2 separate regions of the Homo sapiens genome follow, and region 2 is linked to region 1. A link is an interaction called in ENCODE POLR2A ChIA-PET data of the cell type or tissue named here. Cell type or tissue: A673. All regions are shown on one strand. Links, peaks and the distances in the headings refer to the core of each region. The heading gives the core; the rest is flanking DNA. Region 1 overlaps DCLK2 (doublecortin like kinase 2). Region 2 has its middle 16 kb from the start of DCLK2.

Region 1 (4,401 bases), core at 147-4,146:
CCTCTGCTCTCGAAGGCCTGGAGGACAGCAAAACAAACACAGCCTGTGGATCTGATGCCAAAGAAAGCATTGCTCTTGGCACAAAGACAACTAAACCTGACCTAATTGTCCCTGTAGGGACAGGGTCAGTGTGAACATATTATTGACATTACCAAAAAGATACAGACTCCTAAACATCCCCCAAAAGGCTCCATGGTGCTTCTGTGGTGTATTAAGCATACTGTCTTCTCGCTTGTCATTATTTCTAACACCTTAAGAGGTTGTGATGCTATGAAAGCTTCAGCACACAGCTCTGTGCTTTGTAATTCAGCCAGAGCCACTTTTTGATTTCGGTATACACTCACAAATAAAGACTAGGCATATAAGAAAACTTGGCATGCTTATGAAATCTAACTTCTGGCATTAAGCATTTTTAGTTTTTAAACTGTTACTAACATGAATTTGAATTTCATGCTGAAATTTATGAAAAAAAGAACTTTCTTCCTCTATGACTGGATATGAAATCATTCACCAGATGGATGTTCTTTAACATCTTGTATTTCAGAAATCTGAAAACATACAGAACCACGGGGACCACTATTCTCATTTTAGCTCTAATCACTCTCCTCTGAAAACACCACCTGATTATCAATCCTGGTGAGTAACACAGTTGGGATCAGCACTGTAGCAAAATGTTTACTTACAGAATTAACGAATTATTCTTAATACGTCAACCCATGAATCATGAACAATGATTGCTGTGTTTTAAATGAGACATTAAGACCTCTCAACATGTGTACATGTATTTTTACACATGGATGCATGAAGCTAAGAGCCACCTCACCCTTTTGGACAATAGCTGGAAATAGAAATTATAACAAATGAATAAATAACATGTGGAGAAAAATCTGTTTCAAGCTCCTGCACATGGTAGGTTGTGTTTCTTGAGCACTGAATGCACTGTGCTTGTCCAAGCAGTCACTCAATAAATCTTAGCGAGTGACAGTGCAAATTTGCTAAACAGAAGTATGGGAAAGAAAGAAACCAACATTTACTAGGAATCTAGTCACTGTTTGTTAGTAGCTGTGTAAGGTACTTGTGTAATGTTTGAACACTTTATCCTTGGAAACAGTCACTGGAGGTTGAATGTAAACTAGGTTTCTGACATCCAAGCCCATCTTTCTTATACACACATTATCACCTTCCAAAGGGGAAGAATTCAGTAAATGCCAAGTTGGAATTCTTCAAAATAAAAATTATAGCTGTAAGCTGAAAATATTTAATTCCTTAAAAAGATAAGAGCATGCAGTAGCACCACACTGATTTGGGGGTTAAGAATCACACCAGGGTTTGTGCAAGGAGGAGAATCTATGCTTCTTTTAATGAACAGGGCTAGGAAGTCTTTGACTGGCTCAGGACTCAACAAACGCTTCAAAATCTGAAGAATGGTGTTTCTTAGACCCCAGTAAACCACAGCTGGGAAGTCAAGAACAGGGTCTCCTATCTGTCTCCAAGCCCATCTGTCTAAGTTACAGAGCAGCAGACAGAGCCCCGTTTCCTCCCTTGGGAAGCAGCTGTACAGCCAGCCCCTCATGGTTGCAAAGACAAAAGACTTGGCAAACCCTCTCCATTGATTCACATATTTTGAAGCTTTTGGATCATCTGCACCAAGCATATCCTCAATCACACTAAAAAGCAGGGTTAGATACACTTTTGTGAACATGTATAAGCAAGCACATCAATTTATTTCCCTCCGTGTGAAGCAAAGACAACAGTTGCTACTGTCATTAAATAGGTTTTTTATTTTAAAGCTAAATGAATCTATCACTTCAATTCTCCTTCCTGCTCCTCATTTTACCCAAAGTTAGAAGAGTCTATATATTCGCCTCTCCCTGGGGGCTGTGTTTGTGTTGCTAATTTAGTGATATCTGTAAGATAATCCCCTCACCAGTACCCCAAGAATCTCTCTCAAATTGAAGTAAATAAGATATCTACCACATAAGGAGACTACAACTCCCAAAAGTTATTATCTTTTTCAATAAAAGGCACAACAGAAGGTCTTCTGGGATACATTGTGGAACTTCTCCTAAGGGCCATCAGCAGTGTTACCTTTCAAATACTGCAGCAACATTTCCTCCACCACTTATTAGCCTACTGAATTCTACTTGACAATGGCTAATATTCTAAGCACAGAGTGAATGTTTTTGTTAAAACATGGGAGCTGTTAGCCTTTCTCAACCTCTTGCTGTCCCTGTAAAATTGTCTATGAAGGAACAATCCACTTTTGAAACTAATCATCATCAGAAGCAAAATAAAGTACTGCATAAAAATCGTTACAAACGTTATCTATTTCTTGTGCAACCTGTATGTAGTCTTTGTTTCTAATATGTAAAAAATGCTCTCTAGACTAAATTTTCCAAGAGAATATTTCTAAATATAATATGAATATCTCTTTTGTCTTGAGCCATACTGAACTTACATTATTCAATTATCTACCATTATATATGTTAAGTGATTCATGATTCTAACTCCAAATAATTTACATATGAATCATTTCATGGCAGTGTTCCACAGTTCTGAGTGAGAGTAAATGACAAAACTGCTAACTTGGCAAAGGACACTGCCTTATCTTTGGACATGGTGATTTTTAACGTACAAAGAGAGAGGAATGGGGGGGTATAATAGGAGACAAAACAACTCTCTCAAACCAGACTAATCATCTTGTCTCAACCCATCCCAGCCCATAAAGCAGTCCTTTCCTCTGTGTTCTCCATCTTATTCAACAAACCTGGCTGTCCCAAGCAGAAACAGGAATTGCACCGATTCCTCCTTTCGGGTGGATAATATACCCACAATCACCAATGTCTGCCCATTTACCTCCTTGGTGGCCTCTGAATCCATCCATTCATCCATTCAGTTCTCTCTGTTCCTCTTGCCAATCCCTTACCTAGACTTCTAGGCATTTGCACAGGTAGTTTTCTTTTTTTGAGAAGAGGCTCACTCTGTCACCCAAGCTGGAATGCAGTGGTGTGATCCCAGCTCACTGCAACCTCAACCTCCCAGGCTCAAGCAATCTTCCCGCCTCAGCCTCCTGAGTAGCTGGGACCACAGGTGTGCACCCAGTTAATTATTTTTTTGCAGAAATGGGGTCTCACTATATTGCCAGGGCTGGTCTCGAACTCCTGGGCTCAAGGAATCCTCCCACCTCAGCCTCCCAAAGTGCTGGGATTACAGGCATGAGCCACCATTCCAGCCATAGTTTTTTTTTTTGTTTTTTTTTTGAGACGGAGTCTCGCTCTGTTGCCCAGGCCGGACTGCGGACTGCAGTGGCGCAATCTCGGCTCACTGCAAGCTCCGCTTCCCGGGTTCACGCCATTCTCCTGCCTCAGCCTCCCGAGTAGCTGGGACTACAGGCGCCCGCCACCGCGCCTGGCTAATTTTTTGTATTTTTAGTAGAGACGGGGTTTCACCTTGTTAGCCAGGATGGTCTCGATCTCCTGACCTCATGATCCACCCGCCTCGGCCTCCCAAAGTGCTGGGATTACAGGCGTGAGCCACCGCGCCCGGCCCCAGCCATAGTTTTATCTGGAACTTTCTTTATCTACTTCTTGGCAAACTCCTATATACTTCTCGGGACCAGATTAGATCTCTCCTCTTCTAAGTCACCTCCCCTGCTCACTCACAGCTGGGTCAGGTAGTCCTCTCACCTGCTCTCATAGCCCCGAATCACAGCTCTCATCCCACCATCTTTCAACTGTTTGTGTGCTGGTCTCTAACCCTCTGGAACTGAGAGCTTGTGGAGGTTTTGGTTACCTCACTCTCCAGCAACTAGCACAGTTACTAACAAACAGTAGGTACCAAAGTGTTCACGTGAAGGAGTAGACACATCACGCACTGTGCTGCCCACAATGGCTTCACAGCTGGTGTCTGTGTTGCTCGGAGCACACTGCTGAGGAGAAAGTGGTGAGAGAGAGAAAATGTACAAATCACCACGTGATTTCTGTGATAAATATACGCAACAGACTGAATAATGGATACACAAAGACATCAAGTCCTAATCCCTGCAACTTGCAAATATTACCTTACTTGGGAAAAGAGTTCTGCAGATGTGATGAAGGGTTCTGCAGTGGAGAGATAACCCTGGATTGTGGCGGGGAGAGGGTTAAATGCCACTACAAATGTTCCTAGAGAAGCACAGGGAAGTTTCACACAGACAGAGAAGAAGGCAGCGTGAAGACGGAGGCAGAGACTGGTGGGATATGATCACAACCCAAGAATACTGCTGGTCACTGGATGCTTGCAGGCAAGGAACAGATTCTCCCCAAAACCCCCAAAGGAAGCATGGATTTCGGACTCTCAGCCTCCTGAACTGTGAAGAGAGTAATTTTTAGGTGTTTTAAGCCACCAAGTTTGTGGTAATTT
Region 2 (4,401 bases), core at 151-4,150, 170 kb after region 1:
ACAAGTAAATTCAGACTATACACCAAAGAAAGCAACAGGCTTGGAATATTTTTTCTCACAAAAGACTTATTTTTCCCCCAAACAGATTTAATTGTCATCTGCTTGATCTTGTTGGCTGAGATTTTTAGTACTCTTTGGCAGGGATTAAAGCTTTTGAGGGGCCTAGCTTTATATAGACATCTCAGTTCCTGGCCTCTGCTCAGGTGAGGATAAGAGGCCTTCTGGACCTGATGGCATTAAAACCCTAGTTGTTACCAAATCAATACTGCTGCTTCCATTCACCTCCCAAGGTTGTCGCAGTCTCACTTCTTATATTTATCAGTCTGGCTTTTAATTCCCTCCGTGTTTCTGGCCGTCTGGCCCTTGGGGACTCCTGTTTCTTCTGGACAGATCAGCTAAAAATTAACTTTTTTTTTTTTTTGGCTATTTTAAACCCAGTGCTCCTAAGGACTTATAGTTTTCATAGTAGCTTAGTCTACCATGTTGCTGAAACCAGAAGAAAAAGTAGATATGTATCCAACTACATAATATCTACCCCACCAGATACATACCATAATAGGCAACTGAAGAAAATCCTGTGGAAATTCAGAAAAGGTAGTCATTAATTATGGTTGAGGGCTTGAGAAAGTCTTAATGGAATAACAGTTGAGTTGGGCTTTGAAAAATGGATAGATTTTAACATGAAGAGGGAGAAGAGTTGAGTACCTGGTAGAGGAAATCCCAGATAAGGAATGAGCGATCATGAAGATGCTTGTCATTTTGTGAAGTAGATTATAGTCCTATGTGGTTGGACTTACATACAGCCTTATTAAAGGCCGTCTTTGGGGAATGTGTAAAACCTTGCTTACATACAAGGTCTCTCATGGTGCTTTGTGTGTCATACATGCTAGATATTTACCAGGCAAACAAATACACGTGAAAGAATGTCACCAAGAGAAGGGGTGGAGGCTGAGTATGCAGAATAATACTCAACCTCACTGTGTCTCAGTATTTTCACCTAAAAACAAGAGAGTAAAAAGGTAAGACCCTTCAAACTACTTTTGGTTCTAATATTCTGTAATAACAATTTCTATAACTTAATACCAATCCTAATTAGTTCCAGTTTAAGCAAGGAAAACATGTAGATAATGTTTTGTTAAGAGTAAATGAATTTGGTTGTCTATCTGCCATAGGGAAAGAAAGTGAAATGTAGTCTTGAAAAATGCTGTATAATCTGTTGGTCAGAACAAAGAGAATCAGGTTGATCCATTACAGGGCTATTATTTTATAACCTATTCAAAGTTGCTGCTATTCTGGGCTTAAAAAAAGAGACACTGCTTAGCACTTCCCTTTTAAGATTCCAGTTTTCAAGAGCTTTCTCTGTATGGAGGCTTCAGTTTCTAAAAATAAACAAAATAGGAAGATTTCTCCTTGGAGGAAACATTTAGCAACAACCACAAAAGTTCAAAAGGGAAATTCATTGTCCAACAAGAGGAAGGAGAAAAATCTAGCTTCCTTCCATTTAAAAAAAATTATTTTACTTGCTGAGTTTTCTAAAAGTTCCTTAGATTAAGAAGGAAAATGGGAAAGTCAAGAATATTACAGTTTGTATTTGAAAGGAGTGAACAACCAACCATCACTGCATCATTTAAGAATATATTTTTTAAAAAGCATAAAAGATACAAGCAATTATGGCTCATTTTTATGTTGCCCACAACGCATTTATTCATTGATTCATTCCTTTATCTATTAAATATTTGTTGAGCACCTAATGTGTGTCAGATGCTGTGCCAGGCACTGAGCTGGAGATGTGACTTGACTAGTAGCTCCGTAGTGGTCCCTCAGCATGGTAACCTCAGTCTTTTATTCTATGTGGTAGATATTGTGGACTGGCTAATTCCATTTGTAGTTCATCACTCTTCTAGTATGTTTTTCTCTACTGCAGAGTTTGGAAAGGTGAAGATTTCATTTCCCAAGACAGATTTTTCCAATTTGGTATACTTGCATGAGATCTGGGATGCAAAATTGAAGTGGAGCCTATTTTCCCGACTTTTGCCTGATTTCATTGGCAAACAAAGTCATGAACTGTGAAGTTTTCTGGTAGCAATGTTATTGTGTTTATTCTCCAGCTCCTTGTGGAGAGGAAGCTGAAGGCCATGTTCAGCTTCTTGATTCCCACTTCCTAATTTCTTTATTACAGCTATGACCATGTGTTCTCGAACCCAATTGCTCCAGTGGTGGCCTCAGAGGAATAGTGACTTGATTCTAAGGAGTAGATCTAGGATTCATTTCTAGAGACCAAGCTCTGTCAGGGATTTTCTTAACAATGAATTCCATGTGTTAAATCCTTTTCCGTTTAAAATATGAGGAGTGGTTTTTCTTTGCTACATTGAACATGCCCAGTACACTCTCTACTGTTATTTAGGATTATATTAGAACTCTTAGAGATGCAGTGTTTTGGGCCATTTTTGTTATATCTGATCCTTATATATATTCAGTTTATCTTTTCTTGCCAAATATTGCAATGGAAATTCCAGGTGGTCACTGGAATTTGCAATATGCTACAAAGTGTAAGAGCACATGCTCCCAGCCAGACAACTTCAGGTTCCCCAAGAGAATGTGAGCATCTCAAGAATAGGAACTTTGGTTTACCATGGATTCCCCAGGTTCTAGAACAGTGCCCGACACAAAATAGCCAGGCGTGGTGGTGGGCACCTGTAATCCCAGCTACTTGGGAAGCTGAGACATGAGAATTGCTTGAACCCGGGAGGCAGAGGTTGCTGTGAGCCGAGATCGCACCACTGCACTCTAGCCTGAGTGATAGAGTGAGACTCCATCTCGAAAAAAAAAAAAATTCTCTTGAATGAATTATTTCCAGTTCCTCCTGTAACACATACTAGCTGAATCATACACCCTCCTTGGGGAAGCCAGAGTCCATGCCTGGTGGTACTATACTTTACCAGAGGCAAAACTTCTGTGGCTCTAGGTAGGTTAGGCGTGGGTCCCAGGGCTGATGTAGGTCCTGTCATTATGGGTGTAATGGAGATTATGTTGAAGCCTGGCCTTCCCTCAAGGCAGATGTGGGATAGCTCAGGGAGTTGGGAAATGAATGGCAGTGGCTAGGATTCTTTATTGAGCAAGGAGGTGGAGCCAAGCAAATCTGAGGTATGCATATATGGAGTCTAACACACCCATTTGTATTCACATGTGGGACATCAATAGTCAGATGTACAGGTCTTCTGCCAGCCTAGCCTAGCAAAAATACAATGTTTTCATTGCCTGATGAGAGCAGTGTTTATTTATCTACTGATGATCACCTGATTGTCATTGCTCAGTCACAAATGTTATTCCAAAGAGACAAAATTTTTTTTCATCAGCTAAAATAGCTTCCTGGCATGATGTTGAGTAAGAGTTTAGAGTATGACAAGCAAAGGGATCCCATATTAGCCATGTGACTTGAGCAAGTTTTCAGACTTCTCTAAGCTTCAGTTTCCTAATAGGCCAAAGGGAGAAAGTAATAGCAGATAGTGGTAAATATTAAATTTATGTATGCAAAACACAAAGTCTTCCTGTCTTCTCTAGCTTAAAAATGTACCCAGTAATTAGTACTCTCCTCCCCTTCCTCTCTAAGGATTTCTACTCATTCCCTGAAACTTATTGCTTTGTGTAGTACATCATTCATTTGGGATTCTCATGCATTATTCACTGAGCAGCTACTACTGAAAAATATTGTGAATAGAGGCTATGGAGGATACAGAGATGAATAATAAATAATTATTTGTGATGCAGTAATAAATACAATAGTAGTTAGTTGAATTACCCGAAATTGCTGTTTTTATACGTCAAAAGTGGCCTACTTGTTCCAGTATCATAGAGTGCAACTTTACTGTTGGTGTGCTTCCAATCCAGTGATAAACACATAAGTACCTTAGGAAGTATTACAACGGAATTACATGCTGCTGCAGCTTGAATGCCTCCTTCAAAACTCATGTTGAAATTTAATTGCATTTATGATGGCATTAAGAGGTGGGATCTTAGAGTTGATTAGGTCAGGAGGGCTCTGTCCTTATGAATGGATTAACACCCTTATTACAGGAATGAGTGAGTTATTGAGGGAGTGGGCTCCTGATAAAAGGATGAGTTCAGCCAGATTTCCTCTGTCTTATGTGCTCTGCTCACTTGCCCTCTACCATCTATCTTCTGCCATGGGATAGTGCAGCAGGAAGGTTCTCATCAGAGGCCATCACCAGACTCTTGGACTTGCCAGCCTCCAGAATCATGAGCCAAATAAATTTCTATTGTTTATAAATTACCTAATCTCTAGTATTCTGTTATAGCAGCAGAAAACGGACTAAGACACACACTGAGTGAGATGTGGGTAAAAGAGAAAGAAAGATTACTTCTGGTGGGAAAGTTATGAGA

The links. Peaks named below come from ENCODE experiments on the same cell type or tissue, not always from the same donor. Only the 100,000 strongest peaks of a DNase experiment are listed, where the experiment ranks them.
Region 2: POLR2A ChIA-PET joins it to region 1 with 8 read pairs; 6 of 35 experiments call an interaction of 5 or more read pairs at or near these places.

The regions. Positions count from the first base shown.
Region 1 is chr4:150,227,892-150,232,292 of GRCh38, reverse strand. The region is part of intron 8 of DCLK2 (doublecortin like kinase 2); the gene reads right to left. Among named protein-coding and RNA genes, the nearest start is that of DCLK2, 150 kb to the right of the region's middle. In A673, for the core only: no CTCF peak of the experiment used is centred there; DNase peaks (open chromatin) are centred at 1,542 and 2,582; H3K27ac peaks cover 795 bases.
Region 2 is chr4:150,060,294-150,064,694 of GRCh38, reverse strand. No RefSeq gene overlaps it. Among named protein-coding and RNA genes, the nearest start is that of DCLK2, 16 kb to the left of the region's middle. In A673, for the core only: no CTCF peak of the experiment used is centred there; no DNase peak of the experiment used is centred there.